2 separate regions of the Homo sapiens genome follow, and region 1 is linked to region 2. Evidence: read pairs that join two places in POLR2A ChIA-PET (ENCODE). Cell type or tissue: HepG2. All regions are shown on one strand. Each heading gives the region's core, and the rest is flanking DNA. Links, peaks and the distances in the headings are about the cores only. Region 1 overlaps MACF1 (microtubule actin crosslinking factor 1). Region 2 has its middle 81 kb from the start of NDUFS5.

Region 1 (8,325 bases), core at 92-8,091, 110 kb after region 2:
ATCATACTATTGGGTTATATTAAACCTAAGATCAATTATAAAATGGCCAAACCTTGTACATGAATTGTTGTTGTCTCCCTTCTAGTCGCTGCTATGCCCTTGGTTTTCTTGAACTTCAGCATAAGACTTATAGGTATCCTAGAGCCAGGCATGGTGGTTCACGCCTGTAATCCTAGCACTTTGGGAGGTCAAGGCATGGGGATCACTTGAGGTCAGGAATTTGAGACCAGCTTGGCCAACATGGTGAAACCCCATCTCTACCAAAAAATAAAAAAATTAGCTGGGTGTGGTGGTGTGCGCCTGTAATCCCAGCTACTTGGGAGGCTGAGGTGGGAGAATCACTTGAACCCAGGAGGCAGAGGTTGCAGTGAGCCAAGATTGCACCCCTGCATTCCAGCCTGGGCAACAGAGTGAGACTCCATCTCAGGAGAAAAAAAAAAAAAAGACTTACAGGTATTCTAGTTAAATTTTGTCCTGTGAGATTTGGTGCAGGCTTCTAACCTTTTGAGATTTCTTTGAGCTTTAATTCTTCCATTTATGGCAATAACTGTGTGTCCTCCATTTGTGTCATCTACAAACTAGTTAAGTGCATAAAAGGAACTCAGATATTTGAATAAATGGTCATATATCTAACATATCTTTGCTCAAATAGCTAAAGCATTAGAATGTTTAATCAAGGTAGAGTCTTTGTCTTTTCCATTCCTTTCCTTTTTTTAAAAAAAAAAAAGAGACGAGGTTTTGCTATGTTGCCCATCCTGAACTTGAATTTCAAGCCTCCTCCCACCTTAGCCTCCCAAGTAGCTGGGACTATAGGCACCCTCTACCATGCCTGGCTCTTTTTCTTTCCTTTGCATTTTTTTTTTCTTAAAGATTTGTATGGTGTAGTAGAAAAACCACTTAACTTGGAATCAGAAGATCTAGGCTCTAAGCTCTTGCTCTTCTGCTTACATGTTGGACTGGTCACTTACTTCCTCTGGTCTTCAAATTTCTAGGCTGTTTGAGAAGAAAAAAGACTAAGGTCTCTAACTTTCTGTGATTCTGATTCAGTTCGATCATCTGGCCTGTTCTTGGAAGTCATATGGAATTGTGGTTGAGAGCAGGTTGAGAGTCTGGAGTCAGATTGCCTATGTTTTTATCCTAGTTCTGCCACTACTGGCTGAGTGACATTAGTTTATCTGGGCCTCTGTTTTCCTCATCTGCAAAATGGGTTTAATTATGCTGCTTGGTTGTTTTGACTTAGTTGTTTTCCCCTCTCTCCCTCCCTCCCTCCCTCTCTCTTTCCCTTCTTTCCCTCCTTCCCTCCCTCCCTCGCTCCCTTTTTTGATGGAGTCTTGCTTTGTCGCCCAGGCTGGAGTGCAGTGGCATAATCTCAGCTCACTGCAACCTCTGCCTCCTGGGTTCAAGTGATTCTCCTGCCTCAGCCTCCCGAGTAGCTGGGATTACAGGTGTCTGCCACCACACCCAGTTTAATTTTTGTATTTTTAGTAGAAGTGGGGTTTTACCATGTTGGCCAGGCTGAACTTGAACTCCTGACCTCAAGTGATCCGTCCATCTTGGCCTCTCAGAGTTCTGGGATTACATGCATGAGCCACCACGCCCAGCCTTGACTTAGTTCTTAGAACACATTCTGCATGTGGTAAGGAATATGTGATTATTTACCATCATTATTAGAATTTTTTCACATAAGATAACATTGAAGACATAGTGCTTTCCTGTGAACTGTTGGGATGAAACAGTAATTGTCCTTATTTTTTAATTTTTTAAATTTAAAAAAAATTTCATATATAGAGACCGGGTTTCTCCATGTTGCCCATGCTGGTCTCGAACTCCTGGACTCAAGCAATCCTCCACGTCGGCCTCCCAAAGTGCTGGGATTACAGGCTTGAGCCACCGGCACCCGGCCTGTCTTTATAGTTAGTAATTAAGAAATGTGACATGCCGGGCATGGTGGCTCACGCCTGTAATCCTGACATTTTGGGAGGCTGAGGTGGGTGGATCATGAGGTCAGGAGCTCAAAACCAGCCTGGCCAAGATGGTAAAACCCTGTCTCTACTAAAAATACAAAAATTAGCCAGGTGCTGTGGTGGGCGCCTGTAATCCCAGCTACTTGGGAAGTGGAGGCAGGAGAATCGCTTGAACCCGAGAGGCAGAGGTTGCAGCGAGCCGAGATCAAGCCACTGCACTCTAGCCTGGGCAACAGAGCAAGACTCTGTCTCAAAAAAAAGAAATGTGACAGAACCCAATACAGAGGTATATAAAAAGTAGGTGATATATTATGATCACTGTTTTATACGTTAAGAAAGATGTTTGTGTCTTTTATATCCTTAATAGTGGGTGATTTTGGCATTTTAGGAAAGACATTAAGTATATACCTTCAATTTTCTTTGTTTCTGTAAGAAAGCCAGTAGCTGTCAATTCTCAGATAACTTCTGACCACATGTGGAAATACTGGCCTGAACCTCTTCCCTCCACTCACCCTTTTCAAGATCTGCAGGTAGCAGCCAGACTTAAACTTTTTCCTACCTTTAACAGGAAATGACAAAAGTTGGGAAAAAAAGAAGGGGAATGGCTCGGATGACTCTACTGGCCCATCTCCTCTGGATAGTTAAGAGCTGACTGTCCTAATCAAAGTCCTCTCCTCCATTGCAGCAGAACTTGCCTCTTTTTGAGGCTCAGGACCTCTTGGGAACTTGAAGGGAAGGCCTGTCTCCTGTAGGTAGACTGACCTTGTCCCCAAGACTCTACCCTACTTTTCTCAGTCTGCAGTGCCGTTAGGAGAAATAGGTTCTGCTTGAGTGCCAGGGAATTTAGGAGATGGCAGATTTTGGTTCACTTTCCTCCAACTTCACCCAGTAATTATTATTTTGATTTTTAGAGACTGTGAATTCAGTATTTCTAGAAGTTGCCACATGTGTTCATTTTGGATGTGTCCTAAATCTCTGGTCAACCAGTTAAGTATTTTTTATTTTTTATTTTGAGACATAGTCTCATTCTGTCGCCCCGGCTGGAGTGCAGTGGCGCAATCTCGGCTCACAGCAACCTCTGCCTCTGGAGTTCAAGTGATTCTCGTGCCTCAGCCTCCCAGGTATCTGGAATTACAGGCATGTGCCGCCATGCCCGGCTAATTTTTGTATTTTTTTAGTAGAGGTGGGGTTTCGCCATGTTGGCCAGGGTGGTCTCTAACTCCTTACCTCAAGTGATCTGCCCACCTTGGCCTCCCAAAAGTGCTGGCATTATAGGCGTAAGCCACTGTGCCTGGCCGAGTTAAATGTTTTTATTTGTTACCCTTCCCAAGAATATTTCACCTTCTTACATATACAACTCCTATGCCTTTGTTTGTTTATTCTGGTTTAGGTCCTTCTCAGAGACAGCAGGGTATAACAGGGAGCACAGCTTTGGAGCTGGACAAATGGACATGTAATCTTGGTCAAGTTATTTAACCTTTTAAAGTCCTAGAATTTTTATCTCTAAAATGGAAATGATAATATCTTTCTTGGAGAATTGTTGGGATTAAATGAAATGATATTTAAAGTTTTTAGCACATTAACTGTGAACTAACAGTTATAGTAAATGTTCAGTTAATTTTAGCTTAGGTTATTGAGTACCTTCTAAATGTGATAGAGATGGGGTTATGGAGACAAAAGAGTCCCTACACTCAGATAATTTATTTTTTTATTTTTTATTTTTGAGAGAGTCTCGCTCTGTGGCCCAGGCTGGAGTGCAGTGGCACAATCTCGGCTCACTGCAACTTCTACCTCCCGGGTTCAAGCAGTTCTCCTGCCTCAGCCTCTCAAGTAGCTGGGATTACAGGCATGTGCCACCACGCCCAGCTAATTTTTTTTGTATTTTAGTTAGAGTCGGGGTTTTACCGTGTTGGCCCCAGGGTGGTCTCGAACTCCTGAGCTCAGGCAGTTTACCCGCCTTGGCCTCCTAAAGTGCTAGGATTACAGGCGTGAGCCACTGCACTCAGTCTCACTCAGGGAATTTAAATCTGATAAAGGAAGAGGTTACTAGATATGAGTCAGGAAATGTTCATTCCTTTTTTTCTCTCTTCCCTATTTCTTATGCATTCCTTTTCCCAGTACGAGGCAAATTCTAGGAGGACCCTTCATCTCCAAGGCTAAAAAGAGTCTTATAAGAGGGACAAACTGAGTACAGTTGTCACAGGTTATCAGGGTGACTGAGAGCTTAGTCTAGGCGGGATAAAGTCAGCTGTGAGAACCTTTATTAGTAAGCAGTAACAGGATTATTAGCAGTTTGTAGGTGGGAGGGATACCCACTTGGGAGTGAAGTTGTCAAGCAACTGAGGCAGGTCATAGGGCTTGTTTAAACTGAATGGTCTGCTAGGAAAGCTTGCATTTACTTTTTTTCATTTGTAGTCGTTTGGGCTAATCTCTGGAAACTTGCTTTCCTAGGTGCTGCCCCTCCTCCCTCCCTGCCTTCAGGAACAGGATTGAAAGCAGCATTAGCCTGAAGAAGTCGTTCTATTTAGGGAGCTAGAGCAGAGGGCCAGTGATTAGGCCCTTATCTGCAGCGGGGCCTTTTTGAGTGGTGTGGGGCAGGGCTGCAGTGTCTGTCCTGACACCCACAGAGGCTGGACTTTTCTGTCCCCTGGTTGGGTTAGAACTGTGAAGAACCAATAGAAGGGCTGGGCCAGCTGAATGAAAAAGCCCTTCATTGTGTTTCTTCAACATTCCAGTGTCTGGTACAATTAGCCAAGACTCGGAAAACAAGTTGGACAAACAAGCAGGCAGCCTTCTACTGATGGATGAAAGGATTTCTGGCACAGCTGAGTTAAGTGCACTGACTGTAAAGACAGAGTAGGAGGATCTGGGAAGAAGAAGGGGACTTTGGAATGCCATTCCTGGCTGTGAGGGGAAAGAATGGAGCAACAAGCAAACGGTATTTTTGAAGCTGATAAAATTTGCTGTGATAATCTACCTGGGAGGCTGGCTGAGGCGAGGCTGGCTGAGGTGGGGCTACTCTGTAAAGTAGGTGGAATCACTGGGGAGTTACTGACTCTTCCCTTTTGGCAGCTGTAAGTGCGGGGAAGGGAAACTTTCTTTGGAATCTAGGGATCTGTTCACAGTGGACGGTGAGTGTATGAGCTTGCTCCATTATAGTCTCTCCCATCATGAGACCTTCTCATTTGGTTAACACTATATGTACTTCTGCCTGAGAAGAGGCACACCTGAGGAGCAAGTTGTTGGGCAATGGATGCACTGTTCCTGACTTGGCAGTAAACCACTTAGCTCACCAGCTCTCCTGCAACTAAGATTCACCACATTACAAGCTTCTGCTCTGCAAATGGAGGGTAACTCAAAGACCAGTTTCTTCCTACTCAGGTTTACTCACTTCATACCTTGACTGGACTTTTGCATATGGAGCTCTCCCCTCTGTACGCTCTATTGGTCTGGAAACACAGAGTTGGTGCTACTTTTGAACAGCATGCAGCATGCTATATGCCTGAGACATGGACCCAGTTTTTGGAAGTGCCCTAGGGAGGAGCTTCCTCTCTGACCTCAAGGGAAGAAGGAGGTCAGTAGGAAGTGGTGGGTGGAGCCACTTCTCTGTTCTGCTGTCTCCTCTCTACACCTCACAGCCCTTTTTGAGGAGCTGCGAAGGGTGCACAGGCCAGTAGCTGGAGGTTCTTTGGTACCCCCTCCTTTTAGGTGGGGTCAGCAGACACAGGGGCGCCATGTGGCCGAGTTACCAAGATGAACACGAGTTCAACGCCCACCTGGTTTGTCGCATGTGCTGTATGGGTTAGTATGTGAAGTTTTTTTTTTTTTTGCTTGTCCGGGCCTGAGGATCCCAAATAGCCCTTGCTCTCATTGACTCATAGGAATGCATGGACTTCGAAGCCTTGTGGTGTTACAACCTTTAGGCTTGTTAAAATGTGCAGTGGAATAGATTGGGGTGCCCTACTTCCTGGGGAACTTCTTAAGCTTGCAGTAACTGGCAGTTAAGAGCCCAAGCTTTGGGTGTAGAACTTTTTTTATAGAGACTGAATTCATGCTCATGCTTCTGCCTGTATCAGGAAACCACTTTTAAGGTATGTTGCATAGTGCTGAAAGTCCAGAGTGTATTTTTAGCAGAAGTTGGTTGGTTACGGAGTCCACCTCTGAGCAGACTGGCGGGAGGATGGGGGGTGGGAGGGAGGAGTCATGGCCTATGTTTCCTCTTTGGGGCTTATTGCTAGTTCTTTTACACTTTACTCTGCCAGCTGTGACAGAGAGAGAAAAAGACTCAAAGATGATCTGGGGTCAGGGACCTAAATAAGAGAGGCTAGGGGAAGAGTCATGTTAGCTGTGACTTAGATCTCTCTTGATAAGGCATCATTAAATAATGATTATTTAAGTAATGTCCTGTGGCCTTGAACAAGTGACTTAACCTTTTTGGCCGTAGGTTTCCTTGGTTTCAAAATTGTAGGGTATACAGACTGGTGCTAGACTGAGAGACATCAATTCTCTGTAAAATGAAAAAAGATAAAGAAAATGTAGTGTGTCTTTCATAAAGCTAAACTTAAAGAATTGTCTTTTATTCTGAAATTGTCTCTCCTACTTTCTAATGTTAAAATATCCTTTATTTTATGAAAGAATTGTTATTATATGGTAGTGTGTTTTTAAGATATCCCTACTTAGCAAAATGAAAAGTGACAACTTCTGTTAGGCTTTCTGATTTATTGTGGAACATGTATTTGTCTATGAAATCTTAGTTTGGGAACCACTGGTTTGGTAATCTACTATCTTTTGATTTTATACTTTGAGTCTCTAACAAGGAGCAAAATTGTGACCCAAATAGGCAGATTTTCATTAAAATTGAAGTAACTAGTTGTTTGATGAAGAGGAGACCTTAGAAAAATCTCAGAGAAGGAGAGCAACAGAACTAGGGTTCTGATCAGTCTCCTGACTCCTAGGCTAGTGCTTGCAAGTATTTAGGTGCTTTTTGAGGAAAAAAAGCTGCCATAGCAATAATGCTTGGGGCACAGAGGGGGCAATTTTAGTGGTCTACTTTTTTTTTTTATCTTTCCTGTATCATTGAGATTTCTTCCCTGGAACCTAGAAGAAAGAATTGCCTATATCTAAAAGTGCTTGGAGATAAACGTATAGCAAAAGGGCCTTTCCTGTAACCAACAAAGAAGTATAGGAAAGTCTAAAATCTTTATTGAAAGTTTCAGGGCAAAAACGTAATGTAGCCCCATCTCCCCCAATCCCACATAATCCCCTAAAGGCACTGTAGACTAATAGCTAAGAAAATGGGCTTGGCATCAACTGTCTACACGGGGTTCCTACTCCACCACTTAACAACAAAACCAACTGGGGACATTGCTTAACCTTTCTCTAGCTCGGTTACCTCATTTTTTATTTTTCTTTTTTTCATATCACCGTAAAATAAAATCACTTGTATAGGGAGAATGAATGAAGATTAGCAGTGGATTTTCATGTTATATACTTTTCACATTATATTACTACTGTAACTACCAGCTAGCATTTATTAACTTATTATGTGTGAGAGACTAGGCTAAGTGCTTTCATATCATATACTCCTCACAATCACTTCATGATTTAGGGTCTATTTTATTTTATTTTATTTTATTTTATTTTATTTTATTTTATTTTATTTTAGAGACGGAGTCTTACTCTGTTGCTCAGGCTGGAGTGCAGTGGTATGATCTTGGCTCACTGCAGCCTCCACCTCAGGGGCTCAAACGATTCTCCTGCCTCAGCCTTCCAAGTAGCTGGAATTACAGGCACGCATCACCACACCTGGCTAATTTTTGTATTTTTGGTAGAGATGGGGTTTCGCCATGTTGCCTTGGCTGGTCTTGAGTTCCTGACCTCAAGTGATCCCTCTCAAAAAAATAAAAATAAATAAAATTACTATTCAAACCTCATTGCTTAAAAAAGGGATTAAAACAGACTCTAAATCAGCCGGGTGTGGTGGCTCATGCCTATAATCGCAGCACTTTGGGAGGCCAAGGAGGGCGGATCAGTTGAGGTCAAGAGTTCAAGACCAGCCTGAGCAATATGGTGAAACCCCATCTCTACCAAAAATACAAGTTAGCAGGGTGTGGTGGCGTGCGCCTATAGTCCCAGCTACTGGGGGTGGGGTTGGGGGCGCGGCTGAGGAGGGAAGATCGCTTGAGCCTGGGAGGCAGAGATTTCAGTGAGCCGGGATCCACTCCAGCCTGGGTGATAGAGCAAGACCCTGTCTCAAAAAAAAAAAAAAAAAGAGGTCGGTCACAGTGGCTCATGCCTGTAATCCCAGCACTTTGGGAGGCCGAGGCGGGCGGATCACGAGGTCAGGAGATCGAGACCATCC
Region 2 (8,325 bases), core at 112-8,111:
GATTTGTGTGTTTCTTAAAAGGAATCTCAACCCCTTGCCTTCTCCCTGCAACGCCCCCAGGTCTTCTCTGATTCTCACAGCGGACTCTTCCCCTTTTTGCCCCTGTTCTTTCTTCACCTTTGGCAAGCATCAGTCACACATCTTGAGGAACCTGCTCACAAAGTGGCGCGTGTAGCAGCCCCAGGTGGGAATGGAGGGACTTTTCTATGTAGTGTAATGGACATAAGGAGGCAGATGTCTGTGTGGGGGTGAGATGTCTGTGTGGAGGTGTTTGTATGCGTGATTTCTGTCTGGGCCTTCTTAGGCCTGCTGGTATAAAATAATATGGGAAATGCAGATGACTCAGCACTGACACAGTCAAGATCCCCAGAGTTAGCATTTCTATATTCTCTGCTGTTTACGAAAAATGTGCTTGTGCCATCAATCAGCAACTCATCCTGCATTTTCCGCTAAAAGCCTTTTACTGAAAAATGCATATACTTCAAACTTATTCCCCTTCTTTTTGTAAACTGAGCTCATTAGCAGCTGACACCAAACTGAGAACTAGTTTTGTTTGTTTGTTTGTTTTAGCACGGAGGATTAAACTGGAAGGAAATGAGCATTTGTCTAAGGATCCTCCCTGTCCTCTTTCAGGCCCTTCCCTGCATGATCTTCATGCCCACAACTTGGGCAGGCCAGCAAAACTTGATGGGAAAAGATATGATTAATGACTTGCTCACCTGATTTCTGATCAGGGTGTGGTGTGGAAACAACCAGCATGCACCTATTAGCGAAAAGCGTCATTTGTTTTACTTGTTACCAATGTGCTGAGCATTGACCAAAATACTTGGCACTACTCACAAGGTACAAAGACACCTTCCCTAGCCTGGGGTTAAGAAGTTTCTCCTTCAAACTCTTGAGAATGGGAACTGGAATGGAAGCCCAAGTCCCAATTTTGGTTGCTCAGTGTTGCATGAATTCTTTTTTTACTTGCTAATGTGCCCTTATTGTGAGATCAGCCAGTGTAACTTCTTACCCACAACCACCTCTCCAGACCTCCTGAAAAATCAAGCTAACAGGGGAGGATAACTGCTAAATGGGGGGTGGCGGGCACAACGTGTCACCTACATTGACCAGAGTTCTTCATTCACTGCTCATGGCTCCAGCGCACTCCATGAATATTGGGATTGAATGATACACAACCGAATGTTGGATCAAATGATGTTGGGAGCTCTGTCCTCAAAATGGCCCCTAATAAATCCCTACCCATATTTTCCAGTTTCCTTTCTTTACTCTTTCCTTTCCCCTGATGACAAAGAATAATTGGCTTCCCCTTTTCTTCCCTGACCAGCTATGCTCCAGAGTCCTTTCTTTGTTCCCTAACAGTCCTGGTTCCGTCTCAGGTTCCCACATTTCTCCCTTTTGATCTCTGTCTCTCTGTTCAGATGGCTGTCACAGTTTAATAATTCTGGAGGGTCTATCCCCTACAGATTTATGTCTCCCTGTCTCTCCTCTTATTCACCCCATGGTGCATTCAGAATCCCGTTTTCGTGCCTCCCTGGGTTGTCATTTCTCAGGCTCTGGCTCCTTGGCCTGGTTTACTTCATGGTGCTGGATCTGCCCCGTCACTTCTTGTTCAGCTTCTTCTGTTTCTGGAAAACCCTTTGTTCCCGGGCTTCTTTGTGGGCTCAGTGTCCTCCGGCCCTACACTGCAGCCCTGTCTGGATCTTGCCCTTGTCCTCGTTCTGACCGCGTCTAGCCCTGGGATCTGAGGCATCGTGGTCTTTTGCCCTCTGCTTTCCCTTCAGTTTCTCCAGGTCCTTCTCCAGCAGCCGCACAGGCCCCGCTGGGTTTCTCTCCAGCCAGGGAGAAACCCTCCTTTGTCCCGCTCCCGGCGGCGTAGGTCAGCGCTGACTGGGGCTCCCGCTCGCCCTGTGGAGCCGGCCCGGGTCTCCCTGCCGTTCGGCCGGCCCAGCCTTTCATCCTGACGCGCGGGGCCTCCCACCCAGCGGGACTCCCGCGTGGGCCGGCCTCTCGCGCCCCTCGGCTCGGGCCCCAGTCCGGGCCGGGCGGGGGTCGGCAGCCCCTGGGGGACCCGTGTGGGCAGCCCGGGCCCAGCCGGCCGCAGCCTGGGGCCGAGGACTCGCCGGGACCCGGAGGCGGCGGGGAGAGGGGGCGGGGAACGGGCCGGGCCTGGCGCTCCTGACAGGAGGAGCCGCCGCCGCCGCCCGCCGCTGCAGCCGCGCCGGGGCGGGCTGAGGGAGGAGCGGAGCCGAGGGGTGAGGACGCGGAAACGCGAGCCGGGACCGGCGGAGCGCGAGCGGGCCGGGTGCGAGCGGACTGAGGAGCGGAGCGCGACTGCCGGGCCGGGCGAGGCGGGCGGACGGCGGAGAGCGAGGGCGCCGTCGCCGTCTCTGAGACGCACAAAGGGTCGAGGCTGGGGCCGCCGCCGCCTCAGCGCGCGGGCCTGGAACCGGCAGCCCCCGGGGCTCGGCGAGAAGGCGGTGCGGGCGGCCATGGCCGGCTACGTGCCGGGTCAGCAGCCGGCCAACCGCAGCCAGGAGAAGGAGTTCGTGCAGGCGTACGAGGATGTGCTGGAGCGGTACAAAGGTAGGGCCGGGGACTGGCCGGCGCTGAGGCCCGCGGGCCGGCGCAGCGTGGCCTTCGGAGCCGGTCGGCTCGGCGGCTGCAGGTGGGGCGGCCGGGCGGGGTCGCACCCACCGCGCGGGGCTTGGCCCTGAGCTGCTGCTTCTCGGGGCCAGTTTATTTACAGAGTTGAGATAAGCCTTCGGAAACCGCCCCCGGGGCAGTCGGCGCGCTCAGAGCGCCAGTTACATGATTTGCCCTATTATCCGGCCCCAGCTGGAAGAAGGCGAGACAAGGCGCTGGCCTGGAGACCGGCCGCCGTGGGGAGTTGCTGGGGAGGAGGAGGAGGAGGAGTTGGGCGCGGGAGAAACCACCCGCTCTGCTCTGGGTGCGAGCTTCCTCCCAGAGGGGCTCGGACCTCTGTGTGCCCGCGGAGAGTCCCTCCCTCGCCCCCTTTTGTCTCTTTGAGTCTCGGATGAGTCGCGTGGAAGCCGAGGTTGGAAAGCACCTTGGTGTCTTCGGGGTGGGGTGGGCAGCGGTGTGGGTGAGTGTGCAGTTTTTGGTGGCGAGACCTTACCCCCTCCATCTCCCCGGGGGTCTGGGCCTGCTGGAGGTAGGGGTCTGTTTTTTTCCTCCCACATAAAGATTTGCCTTGGAGCTCGGATTTCAGCCCTGAAGGCTCTCTTGCGAGACACTTCTGCAAGTTAATGCCTAATCTGCGCCTTGGGTGTATGGGGAGAAAGTTTTGACAGACAAGAGGGCCTGTGGACTGCATTTCCCTAACTGCTGTAGGTGCCCCTGAATGGAAGCCAGGGATGCGTGGCCTTGGGAGGCCCTTGCCTTGATCTTTAACATCCGGTTCTGGGAGTTTGCTTTGGCTGGCAGTTATGCTTTCCACAGACGGGGAGATTTTCCCAGAAACGACACAGGCAGCACTTTTCCCCATTTTATTCAGCTCGGGCCCTTGTGACTAGGCCCTTAGTTTCTTTTTATCTGAAGGAGAGGAAACTTCAGCCCCTATGACTGAGTCCAGCGTACTTGTTTACAGCACCTATCCAGTGAAGGGAAACTAATGAAGAAGCTGTAAAACGCCCCCCCTCTCCCCCCTCCCCCCCACTTTTTTTTTCTTGTGGCATTGGAACTCTGCTTGGGAATGCAGCAGGAAAAAAGTAGAGATGAAATGCGAAAAAAGACCTACTAGGGTTTTTGCTTGTTCCCTCTGCATCAGCTCCTGTAAACTGTCCAGCTTTTCCTGCCTGCAGCAAGTTTTCTGTCAACCCCCTGTGGTCTTTCTTTTTAAGAAATGTGGTTCATTTCAGAGCACAAAGAGGTTAGATTGTGCTGCTGAACTTCATTGAAAAAATGCTGCTCAGTGAATGGTTGCATTAAGTTTCCTTTGCAGGCTTTTGAGTAACACTGCTCTCTTCAGAGAGAGGAGATACATTAGGACCGTCCCGGGCTGTGACAGCTTCAAACCAGCAGAATTAAGACCCAAAATAGGTGAAGAAATCTCAGCACCTCACTGGATGGTAGTACTGGTGACCTCCAGCGGAAAGGAAGTTGGACTCCTAGCAAATGAGGCTGGGAAAGAAGGGGGCAGTAGGGCTTGTTCCAGGAGAGACCTCTTTTGTTCAGTTTTTTTTTTTTAGCTGTCTCACTCAGTTTGGCTTTCCTCTGAAGGGCCTTGATCAGGTGTATAGGAACTTAATCCTTCCCAGACACAGGTCTCTTTCTTGAGGGGAGGAATGAGTTAAAAATGGTTGCCCAAAGTAAATTACCTCGAGTTGTATACGGTGGTCGTGCAGTCTGCTCTTCTGATCGGTGCAGAACAATCTCTCTTCCCCCCACTGCACCGTTCTCACTGGGAGGTCAGAGTGGCTTAGCATCCGGGCCTTTGTTACTTTGCTTATGGAATTCCTGCATTTTCCAGACTTAGAAATCCCCGTACTACCTTAATAGGAGAACAGTTTGTCTAAGCAGAGGAGTGAGCTGGAATCTATAGAGTGACCAGGGGAAGGAGTTTGTGAGGATCATGCCACGTATTGGTTTTGGAAAGAGATGGGAAAATAGATATTGATGATGGTGGGGTGTTCTAGACCCTTATTGGCTGGTCACCACATTACTTGGATCTCTCTCTGCTGCTATTAATTTGTAGTCACCTCATTATACAGGCTGAAGCAGGATTTTTATATGCAGAAGGAGAGCTAAAATTTTCAGCTGCCTAAACTGCCCCTAGGGCCAATGGGAGAAGGGCAGTAATGTATTTGGAGTGTGAGGGAAGCAGAGCTGTGTGTAGTGCAGCTGTATTAGGAATGGTAGTCAAGTATGGGTTTTCCAGAACTGTGCTTGGCAACCATTTTTTTTTTTTTTTCTGTGTGGTGGCAGTGAGCATGGTCTTGGCAGGATTAGATGATTCAGCATGGAAATAAATGCTCTCCCTTATTTCCTAAATGTCCCAAAGGTTCTTTCAGATAGCTGGCCAGTAAACAGGAGGCATTAGATAATAACACTGGATTCTAACAGTTCAGAGTGGGCAGCAGCCAAGAGAACCAGGGTATATCCTTCATTTCCCCAATTCTCTGACAGTCATTAAAGTCTCTCTTGGAGGTGCCACAATGTTAGATGCCAGAATTCTGAATGAGATCTGGTTCCTGCCCTTGGTTATTCCATCTAGTAAGGGAAAGATACTTGCAAACAAGTAGTTGTCATACTGTGATAAGTGCTAGAACAGAGATAGTATGGAAGCCAGAGGAAGGCTGAAACCCTATTTGGATTTACCTGGGAGATTTGACAAAGGAGGTGACATGAGAGGGTTTTTTTTTTTTTTTTTTTTTTGAGACGGAGTCTCACTCTGCTGCCCAGGCTGGAGTGCAGTGGCACGATCTCCACTCACTGCAAGCTCTGCCTCGCGGTTCACGCCGGAGGAAATTAAGAAGGAATAGTCAGGGAGGTAGGAGAACCAGGATTTTATTCCTCTCCTAGGATAGAGACCAACTCTACTGAAGAAGCAGGTCACATATGAGCATAGTTTTAGGTTTTAAAGAGGTGGTTAAAAACCAGCACACTTGGTTGATGGTGGTTGGTTAAGACAGAATTAGACTTTTGTTTTCACAAAGCTTTAAGGACTAAATAGTCTTTACTTGCTGGGCTGGGCTAGGAATAAAAGAGAACATTCACATTTCAACATTGGTAACATCTATCTGGTACTTATGAAATTCAGAATTGTCACTAAGTGTTGTGGGTTATACGAAGCTAGTTAGGACCAATTTTCATTTATCCTAGTGCAGAAAATAACTTATAAAACTTACTGCACAGAGGGTTACAAGTGAAGAGTCTGCATATTACTTAATGTACAAAATTGATATCGTAGAAAGACTATGCTTTGGATTTCTTCTGTTGTGGGCTCCAGTCCTAGTTTTTGCCAGTTAATTTCTACTGTGTGACCTTGGAAAAGATTTCTCTCATCTTTTGGGTTTCTCATCTGTTAAAATAGGGATGATAATACTAATTTCTTGGGATTCATGAGAATATAAATGAGCTCTGGGCATATATTTGTCCTTTAATGTTCCATTTTATTTTACTTTACTTTATTTTGAGGTGGAATCTTGCTCTGTTGCTCAGGCTGGGATGCAGTGGCACGATCTCACCTCACTGCAACCTCTGCCTCCCAGGTTCAAGCAATTCTCCTGCCTCAGCCTCCTGAATAGCTGGGATTACAGGTGCACGCCACCATGCCTGGCTAATTTTTTCTATATTTTTTTTTAGTAGAGATGGGGTTTCACCATGTTGGCCAGGCTGGTCTTGAACTCCTGACCTTGTGGTCTGCCTGCCTCAGCCTCCCAAAGTGCTGGGATTACAGGCGTGAGCCATTGCACCTGGCCTATTTTATTTTTTAACTCTTTTCTCTCCTTTTTTTTTTTTCTATCTCCTACCAGAAGGAACCTTTAATGTTTAGAAAAACGTTGATTTATATCTTATTTAAGCTTTATAATATCCTGAAGGATAGTATTACACAGATGAATAAATTTAGGCACAGAGACTTAAAATTACTGTCTAAGAGCCAGGCTCCAGATTTCTGGGTGAAGGTTTCACATTGTATCACAGAAGGGAGTTTTAAAATCACAGTAGATGACTTGGGCTAAGTGAGAAATTGTGAAAATGCTTTAATTGTTAGTATCATTATTGTTGTTAGTTTTAGTTTCTGAAGTATAGTCACACACTTTAAGTGACATACATTTCCAGATCTCTGAACTGTGGAGAATTTCTTTTCCCCTTATTATGGGAGAAGTTTTACGATATATAAATCACATTGAAATTTTCATACAAAAATAATACAAAATAAAATAAAATACAAAAAATACAAGAAATAAATACAAAAATAATTTTTAAAATAGTACAAAATGATGAAATTTTGTTAACACAGTGATTGGAAAATATGGGTTGAGGATTTGGGATTGTTTACCTAAGTGACGCTCTGAAGCAACCTTTTGGTTATATGTAGATTCAGCTTATTTATCCTTTTTAGTGGATGTTGTTCTTTTTTTTTTTTTTTTTTTTTTGAGACAGGGTCTTGCTTTGTTGCCCAGGCTAGAGTGCAGTGTGGTGAGATCAGGGCTAACTGCAGCCTTCACCTCTCAGGCTCAAGTGATCTTCCTACCTCAGCCTCCCAAGTAGCTGGGACTAACAGGCATGTGCCACCATGCCTGGCTAATTTTTAAGTATTTTGAAGAGAAAAGGTCTCACTATGTTGCCCAGGCTGGTCTCAACCCCCTGGCCTCAAGTGATCATCCTGCCTTGGCCTCACAAACTGCTGAGATTACAGGCTTGAGCCACCGTGCCTGGCCTACACTCAGTTTTTAAGTTCCTTTTTAGATCAAAGTCCTAGAGTTGGAGTGGATAGTTTTTAGCCAGAACAAAAGAGTAAGTGCTACTTCTGGACATGAACACTGTTAATTCAGAAAGTGAGTCAAGTCAGTCTGCTGGGAAATCACAAGTTTTGGCCACATTCATGCTGTTGAAATAATAAAATGTGTCCATGTGCTAACAGTGCTTATGGGAGCTACTGCCTTGTCTTGGGCTTGTTGGCAAATGACGTAATACAAACCAGGGAAATGCACCAGCGTAAGCCTATTATACTGGTATTTTTCAGTGCCAATTCCAGGTTTAAGAGATCATGGTGGAAAGAATACTTCAGAGTGCATATCTGAGAACAGAAACATCCCAAGATCAAAAGTCACAAATGAACAATTATAGATTGTAAGGAGTCTGTTGTGTTTTCTCAGTGTTCTTGAAAACACCCAGTCTTTACTCCTTTTTCTAAGTAAGGTTGGCCCTTTCAGCTTCTGATAATTATATATTGAGCCATGTTGTGACTAGGTTGTATGGAATGCTAGAGCTCCTGTTTTTACTCTCATGGTTTTGATTGGAGTTGAAGCCTCTCTCGTCTGGCTTCTATTGGTGGCATTTACTAATTTTCTGGCCTGGTAAATGGCTTGTGGTAGCTAAGAATGTTTATTCCAGTTTTTTGGAGACAGGGTCACCCATGTCAGAGTGCAGTTGATACCATTGTGTAGCTCACTCTAACCTCAAACCCCCGGGCTCACATGATCCTCCCATCTCAGCCTCCGGAGTAGCTAGGATTAAAGGTGCATGCCACCATGCCCAGCTAATTATTTTATTTATTTATTTATTTATTTATTTATTTTTGGAGACGGAGTCTCACTCTGTCACCCAGGCTGGAGTGCAGTGGTGCGAACTCGG

The links. Peaks named below come from ENCODE experiments on the same cell type or tissue, not always from the same donor. Only the 100,000 strongest peaks of a DNase experiment are listed, where the experiment ranks them.
Region 1: POLR2A ChIA-PET joins it to region 2 with 10 read pairs; 16 of 35 experiments call an interaction of 5 or more read pairs at or near these places.

The regions. Positions count from the first base shown.
Region 1 is chr1:39,209,665-39,217,989 of GRCh38, forward strand. The region is part of intron 1 of MACF1 (microtubule actin crosslinking factor 1); the gene reads left to right. Among named protein-coding and RNA genes, the nearest start is that of MACF1, 9.1 kb to the left of the region's middle. RefSeq lists enhancers at 4,137-4,855, 5,234-5,343 and silencers at 7,917-7,966, 8,087-8,136. In HepG2, for the core only: no CTCF peak of the experiment used is centred there; DNase peaks (open chromatin) are centred at 4,727, 5,827 and 6,077; H3K4me3 peaks cover 2,639 bases.
Region 2 is chr1:39,103,129-39,111,453 of GRCh38, forward strand. It overlaps a transcript of MACF1 not described here. Among named protein-coding and RNA genes, the nearest start is that of NDUFS5, 81 kb to the left of the region's middle. RefSeq lists enhancers at 1-422, 2,997-3,056 and silencers at 1,897-1,986, 2,027-2,556, 2,597-2,736. In HepG2, for the core only: a CTCF peak has its summit at 2,698; DNase peaks (open chromatin) are centred at 2,222, 2,757 and 3,403; H3K4me3 peaks cover 3,244 bases.